Regions from separate parts of the Homo sapiens genome. Here region 1 is linked to region 2. Evidence: chromatin loops called from intact Hi-C (ENCODE). Cell type or tissue: thyroid gland. All regions are shown on one strand. Each heading gives the region's core, and the rest is flanking DNA. Links, peaks and the distances in the headings are about the cores only.

What was found. Hi-C counts contacts between places; a loop is a spot of excess contacts. Peaks named below come from ENCODE experiments on the same cell type or tissue, not always from the same donor. Only the 100,000 strongest peaks of a DNase experiment are listed, where the experiment ranks them.
Region 1: a loop joins it to region 2, with 1.8 times the contacts of the local background. A loop is called at or near these places in 6 of 110 quality-filtered maps.

The regions. Positions count from the first base shown.
Region 1 is chr18:3,570,329-3,578,664 of GRCh38, reverse strand. The region is part of intron 8 of DLGAP1 (DLG associated protein 1); the gene reads left to right. LOC124904373 (small nucleolar RNA U13) reads left to right here and starts at 5,622; the gene lies at 5,622-5,725. It also overlaps the pseudogene RN7SL39P. RefSeq lists enhancers at 1,697-2,196, 2,197-2,698. In thyroid gland, for the core only: no CTCF peak of the experiment used is centred there; no DNase peak of the experiment used is centred there.
Region 2 is chr18:3,468,053-3,476,388 of GRCh38, reverse strand. All of the region lies in intron 2 of GAPLINC (gastric adenocarcinoma associated, positive CD44 regulator, long intergenic non-coding RNA), which reads right to left. All of the region lies in intron 2 of LOC105371965 (a long non-coding RNA gene), which reads left to right. Among named protein-coding and RNA genes, the nearest start is that of GAPLINC, 6.0 kb to the right of the region's middle. RefSeq lists an enhancer at 6,461-7,251. In thyroid gland, for the core only: no CTCF peak of the experiment used is centred there; a DNase peak (open chromatin) is centred at 5,038.

The DNA.
Region 1 (8,336 bases), core at 79-8,078, 100 kb before region 2:
AAAAAAAAATGGCCGGGTGCGGTGGCTCAGGCCTGTAATCTCAGCACTTTGGGAGGCTGAGGTGGGCAGATCACGAGGTCAAGAGATCGACACCATCCTGGCCAACATGGTGAAACCCCATCTCTACTAAAAATACAAAAATTAGCTGGGTGTGGTGGCACACGCCTGTAGTCCCAGCTGCTTGGGAGGCTGAGGCAGGAGAATCACTTGAACCCAGGAGGCAGAGGTTGCAGTGAGCCAAGGTTGTACCACTGCACTCCAGCCTGGCGACAGAGTAAGACTCCATCTCAAAAAAAAAAAAAAATTAAAGACGCAAACTATTCATTGAATTTCGTTATACAGAAATCAAATTTAAATGCAAGTTCCCAAAATATGTCACACTAGAATCTTAGACTTCCTTCCATGCTTTCTCTCTTAGGGCCAGAGTTTCCAATCCTTTACCAAAACTTTACATTTAATTCATACCCAATAGCTAATACTACAACTACTTACTTTATAACCTCTGTGAACTTAGATCAATTACTTAATATTTCTGTATCTCAGATTCTTCATCTGGAAAATGAGAATAATAATAGTCCTTATTTCATATGGTACATTTTGGGTATGGTAAAAATTAATTGATAAAATATATGTAAGGCCGTAAGCACAGTGCCAGGCATAAGTGTTCAACAATTATTAGATTTAGTTGTTATGATTAATATTGTCCTTTAAAATTATAATTAGCTAAATATGCTGAACTAAATATGCCATGGACTTTCTCAATTATTATTTTTTTGGACAGAGATCTCATATCCTGCAACTTCTTTTACAATTTTGAAAGCCACTTTATAAATTTAAGTAGATTACCCTAGATACAATACATAAAAGATGCCATTTGCCAATATTTGGAGCTAAGAGTAAAAAATCACAGATAAATTTATATACAATGACTAAAGCTTAGAAGATGCTAATACTTGATGCAAATGAGCTGGCAGTTCTAGGACCAGTGGGGATGAGGCTTGGACCAGGCAGAGAACAATATCCTCCATTCTTGTTCTGATGAACCCTCCTTCTTTTCTGTCTCCTCTTTTTCATGCATTGAGGATCGTGCTTCTTCAGGGAAATAACTACCATGCGTCTTCTGAACAAATTTCATTGGATAGTTTTATACCACCGCATAGTAGAAGACACAACATCCTACTTTGGCTGACATCCTAAGCGTTTTTAATTTACAAAAGTGTAGTCATATGGAATTGGTTAAAATCTCATCCAGGAAATCACAGACCAGGCTCACTTCTTAAACAGAGACAGTTTAATACACAAAATTGGTTACACAGGTATGGGAAGACTGAGAGAGCAATAAAAGGAACAAGAAGGAAAAGGTGGGGTTACCAGAAGTTTAGGAGCTCAGAAGAAAGGCCTGGGGTAGCCCGTGCTCAGACTGTGAGGTGGCAGGGTCACGTGGTGCTGGGACTTCAGAGTGGTGCAGAGCAGCTGGTGCATGGGCTGTTGAAAGGAGCTGAAGGGCCAGGCACGGTGGCGCACCCCTGTAATCCCTGCACTTTGGGAGGCCGAGGTGGGTGGATCACCTGAGGTGAGGAGTTTGAGACCAACCTGACCAACATGGTGAAACCCCATCTCTACTAAATAAAAAAATTAGCTGGGTGTGGTGGTGCATGCCTGTAATCTCACCTACTTAGGAGGCTGAGGCAGAAGAATCACTTGAACCTGGGAGACGGAGGTTGCAGTGAGCCGAGATTGTGCCATTGCACTCCAGCCTGGGCAACAAGAGTGAAACGCCGTCTCAAGAAAAAAAAAAAGGCCGGGCGTAGTGGCTCACGCCTGTAATCCCAGCACTTTGGGAGGCCAAGGTGGGCGGATCACCTGAGGTTGGGAGTTCGAGATCAGCCTGACCAACATGGAGAAACGCCATCTCTACTAAAAATACAAAAAATTAGCCGGGCATGGTGGTGCATGCCTGTAATTCCAGCTACTCGGGAGGCTGAGGCAGGAGAATCGTTTGAACCTGGGAGGCGAAGGTTGCAGTGAGCCAAGATCGCGCCATTGCACTCCAGCCTGGGCAACAAGAGCGAAGCTCCATCTCAAAAAAAAAAAAAAAGGAGCTGGAGCTGGCTGCGCTGGCTCATGCCTATAATCCCAGCACTTTGGGAGGTCAAGGCAGGCGGATCACAAGGTCAGGAGTTCAATACCAGCCTGGCCAAGATGGTGAAACCCAGTCTCTACTAAAAATACAAAAAAATTAGTTGGGCATGGTGGTGGGCACCTGTAATATCAAGTACTCGGGAGGCTGAGACAGAGAATTGATTGAACCCTGCAGGCGGAGGTTGCAGTGAGCCGAGATCGCGCCACTGCACTCCAGCCTGGGCGACAGAGCAAGACTCCGTCTCAAAAAAAAAAAAAAAGGAGTTGGAGGGTGGAGCCATAGCTACCTTCACATGCAAGAGTGATGCCAGAAGAAGGTGGAAACAGGAAGGAAGTTTCTTCTCTTCTTCCACCTTCCTTTGTTAGAACACAGCTGGAAACCAGCTGACAAGGAGGCCTAGGAAATGTAGTTTGGGAGTCCTGGCCGCAGTGTCGAAGAGCAGCTAAATGTAGAAGATGGGCTCGAGGCTGCTAGACAGTAAGCAAATCACCAAAACAAAGCTCTTTGTCTGATATAATAAATAAATGTGCTGTTTCCTTCAATCAGCATGTGTGTTAAAAGACCTAAAATGGACATGATCCGTGTGCAGTCTTGATTCCTATGTTCTTATGGGAGCACCTTGTGGCACTCTGCTTCTAGAATATTTAAAGATATAAATTTCTGTATAATATGGCACCAAAACAAGTCAAGTACTTTATCTGGTGTTTTTCTTGATACCCTAGTGCTGGGGGTGATGGGGGCATTGTGGGGACTGGCTGCTCTGGATTTAGAGCAAAGTTGTATGTCTAAACTAAAAGTCATAGGCACCTTTAGGATAAATTTTTTTTGTTTTCTTATAATTACAAAGTGAGTAATTCATGTATACAGGATTATTATAAAGAGTTCGTACAGTACAGGAGTGTATAGAGCAAAATATGAGATTTCCCCTTCTTTCCCACTCCCACCTCGTATTCCTACTGTACTCCCCAAAGGTGACCCCTGGCAACAGTTGGTTACATTGTCTTTTAGTCTCTCAAGAGTAATTCTGACTACAGATGAGTTTCATGTACTACCTTTAGGCCCTGACCCCTCTACTTCCTGATGGTACATTATGATTTCCATATATTATCATTTAACTCAATTTGCAAAACAGATGAAAAGAACAGCTTAATCTTCACATTATATGAAATGCAATGGCTTTCTCTATTCTTTGAATTAAAAATAAAAGAAAATTTAGTTATTTTAGATCATACTCTTAAGACTTATTTATTTCCTTTAATACCTGTCCAAGTGTACAGATATATATTAATATTTTATGCTTATGTGAAGAAATAAGTCCAACTGCAGATAATGAAACTTGTCTCTGCCAAGTAAAGTACAAACCAAAGGAATGGTTACTATTTGAAAGAAAGCTTTGAAAAATAAAAAGGCCCATGCATGGTGGCTCACGCCTGTAATCCCAGCACTTTGGGAGGCCTAGGTGGGCAGATCACGAGGTCAGGAGATTGAAACCATCCTGGCTAACATGGTGAAACCCCGTCTCTACTAAAGATACAAAAAATTAGCTGGGCGTGGTGGCGGGCGCCTGTAGTCCCAGCTACTCGGGAGGCTGAGGCAGGAGAATGGCGTGAACCCGGGAGGTGGAGCTTGCAGTGAGCCAAGATTGTGCCACTGCACTCCAGCCTGGGCGACAGAGCCAGACTCTGTCTCAAAATAAATAAAATAAAATAAAATAAAATAAAATAAAATAAAATAAAATAAAAAGGCACATTATCTTGGATTCATAATTTATTGACTTAAAATAGTAAAGGAACACTAAGGAGATAGTTTCAAAACATTTAAGCCTTGAAGACTTTATTTTGATGTCCTCGAAGTCAGCATCAGTGTTTATTTGGAAAGAGATTTTTGGAGGGACCTCTCTCCAGTCAAAACTAATGAACCTTACGGAGATCATTTTAATGAATTCCAAAAAGAAGAAATAATCAGTCATGTTTGCCAACCATGATGCATTAAAATTAGAAATTAACGCTAAACAGATAACAAAATCTAACCATTTGAAAATATTAAAACATCTAAATAACATTTGGATTACGGAAGGAATTCAAGATTATTTTGAAATAAATGACAGCAGGAATCCTATAAATCACCACTATGGGCTGTGGCCATAGTTATGACCTAACAAAAATTTCTAGCCCTATGTTCTTTCATAATTAAGGAAGAAATATTACAATATAAAGTAAACACTCAATTTACAAAGCTAGAAAAAGAACAACAGATTCAAAAGAAGGAATTACAAGTAAAGTGGAATTGATAAACCAAAATTGGTTATTTGAAAATACTAAATAAATAGACAAGTCTGATTGAGAGAGGGAAAATAGAAATCAACAATATTAGGAATGAGAATAGTATATGACCTTTCGAAAAACTATAAAAGATTCTTGTGACAGCTTAATGTTGGCAAATTTTAAAGTCAAAATAATACGTACACTCATGTATATTACTAATACCGATGCAAGAGGGAGTATTAAATCTGGGGAAAGAGGTCAGGCTCAGTGGCTCACACTTGTAATCCCAGCACTTTGGGAAGCTAAGGTGGGTAGATGGCTTGAGCCAGGGAATTCAAGACCAGCTTAAGCAACATAACGAGACCTTGTCTCTACAAAAAGTAGAAAAAATTAGTCGTGCGTGCTGGCACATACCTGAGTGCCAGCTACTTGGGAGGCTGAGGTGGGAGGATCACTTGAGACCAGGAGGTCACAGTGGCAGTAAGCCATGATTTTGCCACAGCACTCCAGCTTGGATGACAGAAACCCTCTGTCTAAAAAATAAATAAATAAATAAAATAAAAACCTGGAGGAAGAAATCTTATAACCATAGAATAAAGTGCAAAAAAAGTGAAGAAAAAAAAAACCTTTCACAAATGTTACGGACTTGGATCATTTTAACAGGAAAGGTTTTCTCAACATTCATGAAGCAAATAATTCCTATGTTATTTAAAGCATGTAATATTACAAAAAAGATCAAGACTCTTTTTTCTTTTGAGATGGAGTTTTGCTCTTGTCACCCAGGCTGGAGTGCGGTGGTATGATCTAGGCTCACTGTAACTTCCATCTCCTGGGTTCAAGCAATTATCCTGCCTCAGTCTCCCGAGTAGCTGGGACTACATCCACGCGCTACCACGCCCGGCTAATTTTTGTATTTTTAGTAGAGACGGGGTTTCACCATGTTGGCCAGGCTGGTCTCAAACTCCTGACCTCAGGTGATCTGCCCGTCTCGGCTTCCCAAAGTGCTGGGATTACAGGTGTGAACCACTGCGCCCAGACAAGATTCTTAATATATTTTAATCAAATAAGCATAACTCTAATACCTAAATTTGAAAGAACACAAGAAAAAATAATTATGGAATAACATGCTTACAAAAATACATGTAAAAATTCTTACCAAATTTGAGAATTAATCAAAGTGTATATATATTTTTAAAAATAATATACCTTTACTGATCTTTTTGTGATTCATCAGCATGATGATTGGGTCTTCACACAAAAGTTTAAGATGTGCCTCCCTCACATCTTATTATCGTGTCAGCATATTTCCTGTCTGAAGTAAGAAAAATGAAATAAAAATAATATACTATTACCAAGTAGTGTATGTCACAGAAATCCAAAGTTATTTTAGCCTTTAGGGGGAAAAGTTTGGTATCAGATAGATAGTAAAAACTATTGCATTTGGTAAAAATCAGAAGCCATTCCAAGTATCAACATGATAAAAAGCATTTATAAGAAACCAAACTAAAGGCCGGGTGTAGTGGCTCACACCTGTAATCCCAGTATTTTGGGAGGCTGAAGTGGGTGGATCACTTGAGATCAGGAGTTTGAGACCAGCCTGGCCAGCATGGCAAAATCCCGTCTCTACTAAAAATACAAAAATTAGCCAGGCATGATGGCACATGCCTGTAGTCCCAGCTACTCGGGAGGCTGAGGCAGGAGAATCACTTGAACCTGGGGGGTGGAGGTTGCTTAGTGAGCTTAGATTGCGCCACTGCACTCCAGCCTGGGCAACAGAGTGAGACTCTGTCTCAGAAACAAACAAACAAACAAACAAACAAATAAATAAATAAAAGAAACCAATCTAAACTTCTGCTTAAAGACGAAATGCTAGAGATATTCCAGAGTCAGAAGTCAAGTAAGGATGAATATTTTCTTAGGCTTATTCAGTGTTGTTTGCCTTTACTGGCCAAGACACAAAGCAAGAAATGAACTGTAAATATTTCAAAACAAAGCAAAATTGCTTTTATTCGTAGATAATATACATGTCCACCTTTAAAATTCTAGCGGAAACCGGGAGGCTGAGGCGGGAGAACCGCTTGAATCCCGGAGGGGTAGGTTGCGGTGAGCCGAGATCGCGCCATTGCACTCCAGCCTGGGCAATAAGAGCCAAACTCCGTCTCAAAAGAAAAAAAAAAAAAAAAAAAAACCTAGAAGAAACCACTGAAAATCCATTAGAATTCAGCAACGTGAAAGAATATAATATAAATACAGAGGAATCAATAACTTATCTATATATTATCAATAAACAAAATATAAAGGTACAAAAATAACCCATTCACAGTAGTAACAAAAACTATAAAACAACACAATTGAGCTTCAGAAATAATATGTAACTCCTATTTGAAAACAATATAAAAACTTACCTTACATAAAATATAAGACCTCCAGGCGGCCGGGAACATTGGCTCACGCCTGTAATCCCAGCACTTTGGGAGGCCGAGGCGGGCGGATCACGAGGTCAAGAGATCCAGACCATCCTGGCCAACATGATGAAACCCAGTCTCTACTAAAAAATACAAAAATTAGCCGGGCATGGTGGACGCGCCTGCAGTCACAGCTATTCAGGAGGCTGAGGCAGGAGAATGGCTTGAACCCCCGAGGCGGAGGTTGCAGTGAGCCGAGACTGCGCCACTGCACTCCAGCCTGGGCGACAGAGTGAGAGTCCCAAGACTCCATCTGAAAATAAATAAATAAGTAAATAACCTCCATGCATGGTCATGCACACCTGTGTCTCAACTACTCAGGGGGCTTAGGCAGGAGGATCACATGAGCCCAGGAGTCTTGGGCTGTAGTGCACTATAGTGATGGGGTGTCCACAGTAAGTTCAGCATCAGTATGGTGACCTGCCAGGGGCAGGGGACCATCAGTTTGCCTAAGGAGGGGTGAACTGGCTCAGGTCAGAAAAGGAGCAGGTCAAAATTGCCCTGCTGATCACTAATGGGATCGACTTTGTGAATAGCCACTGTACTGTAGCCTGGGCAACATAGCAAGATCTCATCCAGCAAATAAATAAATAAAATATAATACTGTAATAAATGGAAAATTATTTACTATTCCTACACAGGAATACTACATAGTAAAAAGACAACAATTTCCTGAAAATTAATACAAATATTTAAAGAAATTCCAATAAAAATTCCAATATGATTTTTATCACTTGGTGGAGGCTAACAGGACGAGCTTGACAATTTGATGTTAAAGTTTACTTAGAAGTTAATACTCCAAAATAACCTAGAGATTTTTGTTTTGGTTTGTTCTGTTTTTAAATTACCTTTTTTTTTTTTTTTGAGACACTGTCTTGCTCTGTCACTCAGGCTGGAGTGCAGTGGCATGATCATGGCTCACTGCAGCCTCCACCTCTCAGGCTCAAGCAATCCTCCTTCAGCCTCCTGAGTAGCTGGGAGTACAGGCGCATGCCACTATGCCCAGCTATTTTTTTTCTTATTTTTTGTAGAGACAGGGTCTTGCTATGTTGCCCAGGCTGGTCTTTAACTCTTGGGCTCAAGCGATCCTCTCACCTCGGCCTCCCAAAGTGCTAGGACTACAGGCATGAGCCACCTCACCTAGCCTAATTATACTTTTTGAAAAAGGAACTACAGGAGGAGACTTGCCATAGAAAATATCAAGACTGATTACAAAATTATATTAGGAAAGGCCAGACATGCAACCAGCACTTTGAGAGGCTGAGGCGGGCAGATCAGCTGAGGTTGGGAGGTCGAGACCAGCCTGGCCAATGTAGTGAAATCCCGTCTCTACGAAAAATACAAAAATTAGCCAGGCATGGTGGCACACACCTATAATGCCAGCTACTTGGGAGGCTGAGGCAGGAGAATCACTTGAACCCGGGAGGTGGAGGTTGCACTGAGCCGAGATCATACCACTGCACT
Region 2 (8,336 bases), core at 52-8,051:
AACCCCATCTCTAATAGAAATATAAAAAGTTAGCCGGGTGTGGTGGCACATGCCTGTAATCCCAGCTACTCGGGAGGCTGAGGCAGGAGAATTGCTTCAATCCGGGATGTGGAGGTTGCAGTGAGCCAAGATCGTGCCATTGCACACAGCCTGAGCAACAAGAGCAAGACTCCATCTCAAACAAACAAACAAACAAAAACCGGCCGGGCGCGGTGGCTCACGCCTGTAATCCCAGCATTTTGGGAGGCCAAGGCGGGCGGATCACCTGAGGTCAGGAGTTCAAGACCAGCCTGGCCAACATGGTGAAACCCCGTTTCTACTAAAAATATAAAAACTAGCCGGGCATGGTGGTGGACGCCTGTTATCCCAGCTACTCGGGTGGCTGAGGCAGGAGAATTGCTTGAACCCAGGAGACAGAGGTTGCAGTGAGCCGACACAGTGCCGCTGCACTCCAGCCTCAGCAACAGACTGAGACTCTGTCTCCAAAAAAAAAAAAAAATTCTTTTTATTTATAAATTACCCAGTCTCGCGTATGTCTTTATCAGCAGTGTGAAATTGACTAATACAGAGTCAATTCTTTCAAACCCTGCCACTGTTTTATCAATCAACTAAGCTTCCAGAATATTCTAAATCCTTTGTTTTTTGGTGTTTTTTTTTTTTGAGACGGAGTTTCACTCTTGTCACCCACGCTGGAGTGCAGTGGTGTGATCTCAGCTCACTGCAACCTCCACCTTCCTGGTTCAAGCGATTCTCCTGCCTCAGCCTTCCGAGTAGCTGGGATTACAAGCGCCTGCCACCACAGCCAGCTAATTTTTGTATTTTTAGTAGAGATGGGGTTTCATAAAATGAGACTATACAGCAGTATATGGATAGAACTTATAAATAAACATATATAGGTAGTACGCCCCCAGTTTGGCCCCATGTTGGCCAGGCTGGTCTCAAACTCCTGACCTCAGGTGATCCACCCGCCTTGGCCTCCCAAAGTGCTGAGATTACTGGAGTGAGCCACCATGCCCAGCCTTTTGTTGTCAACAGCATTCACAGCATCTTCATCAGGAGTAGATTCCATCTCAAGAAACCACTTTCTTTGCTCATCCTTAAGAAACAGCTCCTGATCCATTCACATGTGATCATGAGATTGCAGCAATTCCACCACATGTTCAGGCTCCACTTCGAATTCTAATTATCTTGCTATTTGCAGCACATCTGCAGTGACTTCCTCCATTGAAGTCTTGAGCCCCTCAAAGTTACCCATGAGAATTGGAATCTTCCAAATTCCTGTTAATGTTGATATCTTGACCTCCTCCCATGAATCATAAATGTTCCTAATGGCATCTAGAGTGGTGAATTCTTTCCAGAAGGTTTTCAGTTGACTTTGCCCAGATCCATCAGAGGAATCACTATGGTAGCTCTAACCTTACAAATTGTGTTTCTCAAATAATAAGACTTGCAAGTTGAAATGACTCCTTGACCCATGAGCTGCCAAATGGATATTATGTTTGTAGGCATGAAAACAACATTCATCTTCTTGTACATCTCCATCAGAGCTCTTGGGCGACTAGCTTCATTGCCAATAAGCAGTAATATTTTGGAAGGAATTTTTTTTTCTGAGCAGTAGATCTCAACAGTGGGCTTAAAATATTCAGCTCACGCCTGTAATCCCAGCACTTTGGGAGGCCGAGGCGGGCGGATCACAAGGTCAGGAGATTGAGACCATCCTGGCTAACACAGTGAAATCCCGTCTCCACTAAAAACGCAAAAATTTAGCCAGGCGTGGTGGCAGACACCTGTAGTCCCAGCTGTAGGAGGCTGAGGCAAAAGAATGGCGTGAACCCAGGAGGAGGAGGTTGCAGCGAGCCGAGATTGTGCCACTGCACTCCAGCCTGGGTGACAGAGTGAGACTCCGTCTCAAAAAAAAAAAAAAAATTCAGCAAACCATGATGTAAACAGATATGCTGTCATCCAGGCTGTATTGTTCCATCTGTAGAGCACAGGAAGAGTAGATTCAACATAATTCTTAAGGACTCAAGGATTTTTAGAATAGTAAGTGAGCATTGGTTTCAACTTAAAATCACCTGCTGCAGTAGCCCCTAATAAGAGAGTCAACCTGTCTCTTAAAGCTTAAAGCCAGACATTGACTTCTCTTCTCCAGCTATTAAAGGTCTAGATGGCATCTTCTACTAGTAGAAAGCTGTTTTGTCTACATTGAAAATCTGTTATTGAATGTAGCCACCTTCATCAATTACCTTAGCAAGATCTTCTGGATGACTTGCTGCAGCTTCCCCATCAGCACTTGCTGCTTCACCTTGCACTTTTATGTTATGGAGATGGCTTCTTTCCTTAAACCTCTGGATCAAGCTCTGCTAACTTCCAGGTTTTCTTCTGCAGCTTCCTCACCTCTTTCACCTTTTTCTTCTGCAGCTTCCTTCACAGAACTGAAGAGAATTAAGACCTTGCTCTGGATTAGGCTTTGGCATAAGGGAATGCTGTGGCTGGTTTGATCTTTATCCAAACCATTCAAACTTTCTCCATATCAGCAATAGGGCTGTTTTGCTTTCTTACCACTTGTATGTTCATTGGAGTAGCACTTTTAATTTCTTTCAAGAACATTTGGCCAGGCACAGTGGCTCACGCCTGTAATCCCAGCACTTTGGGAGGCGGAGGCAGGCGGATCGCCTGAGGTCAGGATTTCGAGACCAGCCTGGCCAATGTGGCGAAATCCCATCTCTACTAAAAATAGAAAAAATTAGCTGGGCTTGGTGGCGAGGGCCTGTAATTCCAGCTACTTGGGAGGCTGAGGCAGGGAGAATTGCTTGAACCACGGGAGACAGAGGTTGCAGTGAGCTGAGATCATGCCATTGCACTCCAGCCTGGGCAACAGAGTGAGACTCCGTCTCAAAAACAAACAAACAAACAAAATAAAACCATTTCCTTTGCATTCACAACTTGGCTAACTAGTTGGCACAAGAGACCCAGCTTTTGGTCTGTCTCAGCTTTCAGCATGTCTTCCTCACTAAGCTTAATCATTTCTTGCTTTTGACTGAAAGTGAAAGACCTCTGACTTCCTTTCACTTGAACTCTTCTGGGTGATTATAGTTATAAATTGGCCTAATTCCAATATCATTTTATCCCCCGGAATAGGGAGACCCGAGGAGAGGGACAGAGATGAGGGAACAGCCAGTCAGTGGAGCAATCAGAACACACACGTTTATTGATTAAGTTCATTGTCTTATATGTGTGCGGTTCGTGGTGACCCCAAACAATTACAATAGTAACATGAAAGATACTGGTCAGCCGGGCACGGTGGCTCACGCCTGTAATCGCAGCACTTTGGGAAGACAAGGTGGGTGGATCACGAGGTCAGGAGTTCAAGACCAGCCTGGCCAAGATGGTGAAACCCTGGCTCTACTAAAACTACAAAAATTAGTCAGGCGTGGTGGCAGGTGCCTGTAATCCCAGATACTCAAGAAGCTGAGGCAGGAGAATCGCTTGAATCCTGGGCGGCAGAGGTTGCATTGAGCCGAGATCGCATCCCTGCATTCCAGCCTGGGCGACAGAGTGAGACTCCGTTAAAAAAATAATAATAATAAATAAATAAAATTACTGGTCACAGATTACCCTAACAGGTATAAAAGTCATGAAAAAGTTTGAAATACTGTGACAGTTACCAAAAATGTGACAGAGACCAGAAGTGAGCATATGCTACTGGAAAAACGGTGCCGACAGACTTGCTTGACACAGGGTTGCCACCAACCTTCATTTGTAAAATATGTGGTATCTGGAAAGTGCAGTAACACAAAGCACAATACAAGGCTAGTACAAGGTGCACTTGTATTAGCCAAACACTGATGCTGAAAACAATGACATACAAAGACAGGGAAAGAGAAGGTACCCCTCAGTTCCTTTTCCTTTCAGTCCTTCCTTACTAAGCCAAAGGTAGAGTGATGGTAGGATACGAGCATATTAAGAAGTGAAAAAAAAGCCAGTGCAGTGGCTCACACCTGTAATCCCAGCACCCTGGGAAGCCGAGTTGGGAGGATCACCTGAGCCCAGGAATTTGAGACCAGCCTGGGCAACATAGCGAGACCCCATCTCTACAAAAATTACAAAAAATTAGTGGGGCTTGATGGAGCATGCCTGTGGTCCTAGCTACTCAAGAGGCTGAGGCAGAAGGATCACTTGAGTCCAAGAGTTCAAGGCTGCAGTGAGCTATGATGGCACCACTGCACTAGGCAACAGAGCAAGACCCCATCTCATAAGAGAAGAAGTGAAGAGGCCCTGCACAGTTGCTCACGCTTGTAATCCTAGCAGTTTGGGAGGCCGAGGTGGGCAGATACCTTGAGTTCAGGAGTTCAAGACCAGCCTGGCCAGATGGCGAAACCCCATCTGTACTAAACGTACAAAATTAGCCAGGCTTGGTGGCACACATCAGTAATCCCAGCTACTCAGGAGGTTGAGGCAGGAGAATCACTTGAACCTGGGAGACGGAGGTTGCAGTGAGCCCATATCCCACCACTACACTCCAGCCTGGATGACAGAGCAAGACTCCATCTCAAAAAAAAAAAAAGTAAAGGAAAAAAATCTTAGTTACTTGTATGTAGTGTTTCCCCTGTTCTAGTAAAAATAAAACATATATCTATGCATAAGCAATGAAATAGAAAGTGTGTAACTTAGGTGATTCTAAGTTAAATGCGCTTATCTTTCCCATTGAAAACTGCTACTGCACAATGTAAAGCCAAGTGGTAAAAATTCATGTGAATAATTTTAAATTGTAGTTTATCTCTACTTAAAACAATTTTAAATAGCAAACAGAAAACACCAAGACAAGTTGGCAGAGAGGAAAAAGACATTTGAGTACCTTTAATGATACTGTTTTTTGTGTTTTTGGGAGGGGCTATATATATGTACTTTGCCCTGGGCCCTGTGAATTCCAGAGCTGGCCCAGGGCTGAGCTTAGACACCTGCATTGGAAAACCACTGCCAGAAGATTCAGGTGCACAACCAGAGCTGGGGATCTTGGGTCTATTTCAAAGGCTTCGGAGTCCTCTACTCATACCTGCCCGCTTCACTGCACACCTGGTCCCTCTCCACGTTTGCCTAAGGCAGTCCTGAACTCAAAGTATTCTGCCTTGCATAGCTGCAGCTCTCTCTCAAATAAGACTTACCCTATGTGCTTAATTTTTATTTTTTTATTTTTATTTTTTGAGACAGAATCTTGCTCTGTTGCCTAGGCTGGAATGCAGTGGCACAATCTCAGCTCATTGCAACCTCCGCCTCCCGGGTTCAAGCGATTATCCTGCCTCAGCCTCCCAAGTAGCTGGGATTACAGGCACGCATCACGACATACAGCTAATTTTTGTATTTTTAGTAGAGACGGGCTTTCACCATGTTGGTCAGGCTGGTCTCGAACTCCTGGCCTCAAGTGATCTGCCCACCTCTGCTTCCCAAAGTGCTGGGATTACAGATGTGAGCCACTGTGCCTGGCCAAATGTGCTTAATATTAAAGCCAACACTTGCCCAGCTGCTCTGAAAGGACAGCTCAGTTTTAAAAGCACTATGTCCTGACTGCACGTTACACATTTTTATTCCTTGAAGTAACAAGGCTCTTTTCTCTCAGTTTCCAAATGCTCCTTGACTTCTCAACTAAGTGTACATTGATACAATCACAGTCATTTTCCTAATCAATGCCAGGTTTTCCATCCTTGGAGGTCCTTGAGGCTCCCTGAGGTCTTCTCACCTTCTTCTTCCGATGAAGAACATCACCCTTGGTCTTAGCAGGGCTGGCCTGGCTCCACCCACCAGGCCATGATGCCCCCTCTCTTCCTGCCTCTGTCTCCTCCACCCCTTTCTGTTCACCCTCCCTCTTCTGCCCTGTACCACCCTGGTGTTCTGCTCTCCACCATCTGCCCTGGCATCAGGGGATGCTTCCTCTTCACATCAATTCCTATTACTTCGACTAAAACAAACCCTTAGACCAGACTGTTATTTTCTTTTTCTTTTTTTGGGATGGAGTCTCACTCTGTCTCCCAGGCTGGAGTGCAGTGGTGCGATCTCAGCTTACTGTAACCTCTACCTCCCAGGTTCAAGCGATTCTTCTGCCTCGGCCTCCCGAATAGCTGGTATTACAAGCATAGGCCACCAGGCATAGGCCACCATGCTTGGCTAATTTTTGTATGTTTAGTAGAGATGGGGTTTCATCATGTTGGCAAGGCTGGTCTCAAACTCCTAGCATCAAGTGATCCATCGGTCTTGGCCTCCCAAAGTACTGGGATTGCAGGCATGAGCCAAGCCACCGTGCCTGGCTGACTGTCCTTTTCTCTGGACAGAAATGTCATCCCGAAAGTTTCAAATCACCCTATTGATGGTTTTGCCCAAAGAAACCAATCATTTCATCATTCTGAGATGCCCTCTACTGAACTTTTTATTTGCATTTTCTTCTATGGCAAACCTTTCACCTAGGCTTAGGATGAGAGGTATCTTATGGAACTTTCACTGATTTCAAATAGCCTACACTGTTACTAGATCTATATGTATTATTTATGTCCTTAGAAAGTTAGAGATTTCAGAGGCTAAAGATATCATCTAATCCAACTCTATGCTTTACTGACAAGAAAACTAGCTCAAAGAAGTTAGTTTACTCCTAGCCACCCAGCTAGTATTATGCTGGCCTAGTGTCATAGTTAGGTCTTCTGGAGCTAAGCTCAGTTCTCTTCCTTCTGTATCGGGGGCAGCTTGGGTTACTGCATATCGAAATCACAAAAAGCAGATTGAGGCTTCTTCAGAGTGTTCTACTTACGTGAGCCCAGAGGGAGAAGGAGAAAGCAAATTGGAGGCTCTGAGTGGTTAGCCCTTTAGTAATAAAGAACCGGTGTTGGGCCAGGTGCGGTGGCTCACGCCTGTAATCCCAGCACTTTGGGAGGCCGAGGCGGGTGGATCACAAGGTCAGGAGTTTGAGACCAGCCTGGCCAACATGGTGAAACCCCGTCTCTACTAAAGATACAAAACATTAGCTGGGCGTGGTGGCACACGCCTGTAATCCCAGCTACTCGGGAGGCTGAGGCAGGAGAATCACTTGAACCCAGGAGGTGGAGGTTGCAGTGAGCCGAGATTGCGCCATTGCACTCCAGCCTGGGTGACAGGGAGAGACTCGGTCTCAAAAAAAAAAAAAAAAAAAAAAGACCTGGTGTTGTTTTCTGCATTATAGGAATGATGCCAGTGGTAAAAAAAAAAATCACGCAGCTTGGTTTCAGGGATGATGATGACCTCATCAGCACTACAACAGCCACCACTATCTCCAGCCTACAGCCCCCGCCTGAAGCCCTCACACTACTTCCTTGTATAACATCATAGGAGAGAAGTAAAGACAGCATTAAGGATCGGGGGAAGGGAACTTTACTGCTGCTGTTGTAAGAAACTGGAGAAAGGCAGACGAGAGGTGTGGGAAATAGGCGAGGCCAGGACCCAGCAGGACCACCTCAGAGGCGGACTTGGGGACAGTCACCTCCCAGGCGGCAAGTGGAAACCGGAGTCAGAACCTGAGCCAGGTAGATTTGCTCATCTAAGATCCAACAATAACATGGATTTGTAGGTCAATCAGCTTTGCTCTAAAACTCTAAAGAGGTTCTACATTGTTACCTCATTTAATCCTCAACAACCTTGAAATTTAGGTATCTGTTTTTTTATATAACGAGAGATGAAGAAGCCCAGATTTAGAGATGCCAAATGACTTGAGCAGCTACAGAAGTTCAATTCTCTTTCCCCTGTTTCCTTAGTGTTTTTTTTTTGAGACAAAGTCTCACTGTTGTGCAGGCTGGAGTGCCATGGCACAAATTCAGCTCGCTGCAACCTCCGCCTCCCAGGTACAAGTGATTCTCATTCCTCAGCCTCCTACTGATGCGTAGCTGGAACTACAGGCATGCGATACCATGCCTGGCTAATTTTTGTATTTTTAGTAGAGACAGGGTTTCGCTATGTTGGCCAGGCTGGTCTTGAACTCCTGACCTCAAGTAATCCACCAGCATCAGCCTCCTAGAGTGCTGGAATTACAGATGTCAGTCACCGCGCCCAGCTCCCCAGTGGTTCTAAAATATCTCCCAATGCAATGTAAAAAATGCATCAATTTTTTAAAATTCCAAACATGGGAGTGTAAGACTCTGGAGCAGAGTTAAGGGAAATGTGCCTGGAAAGGGAAATAAAGCCCAAGGGCAAGTATGAACCTGTCATTGAGAGTAAAAAGGATGAGAGGCCAAGGGCAATGGCTCATGCCTATAATCCCAGCACTTTGGGAGGCTGAGGCGGGAGGATCACTTGAGCCCAGGAGTTTGAGACTAGCCCCG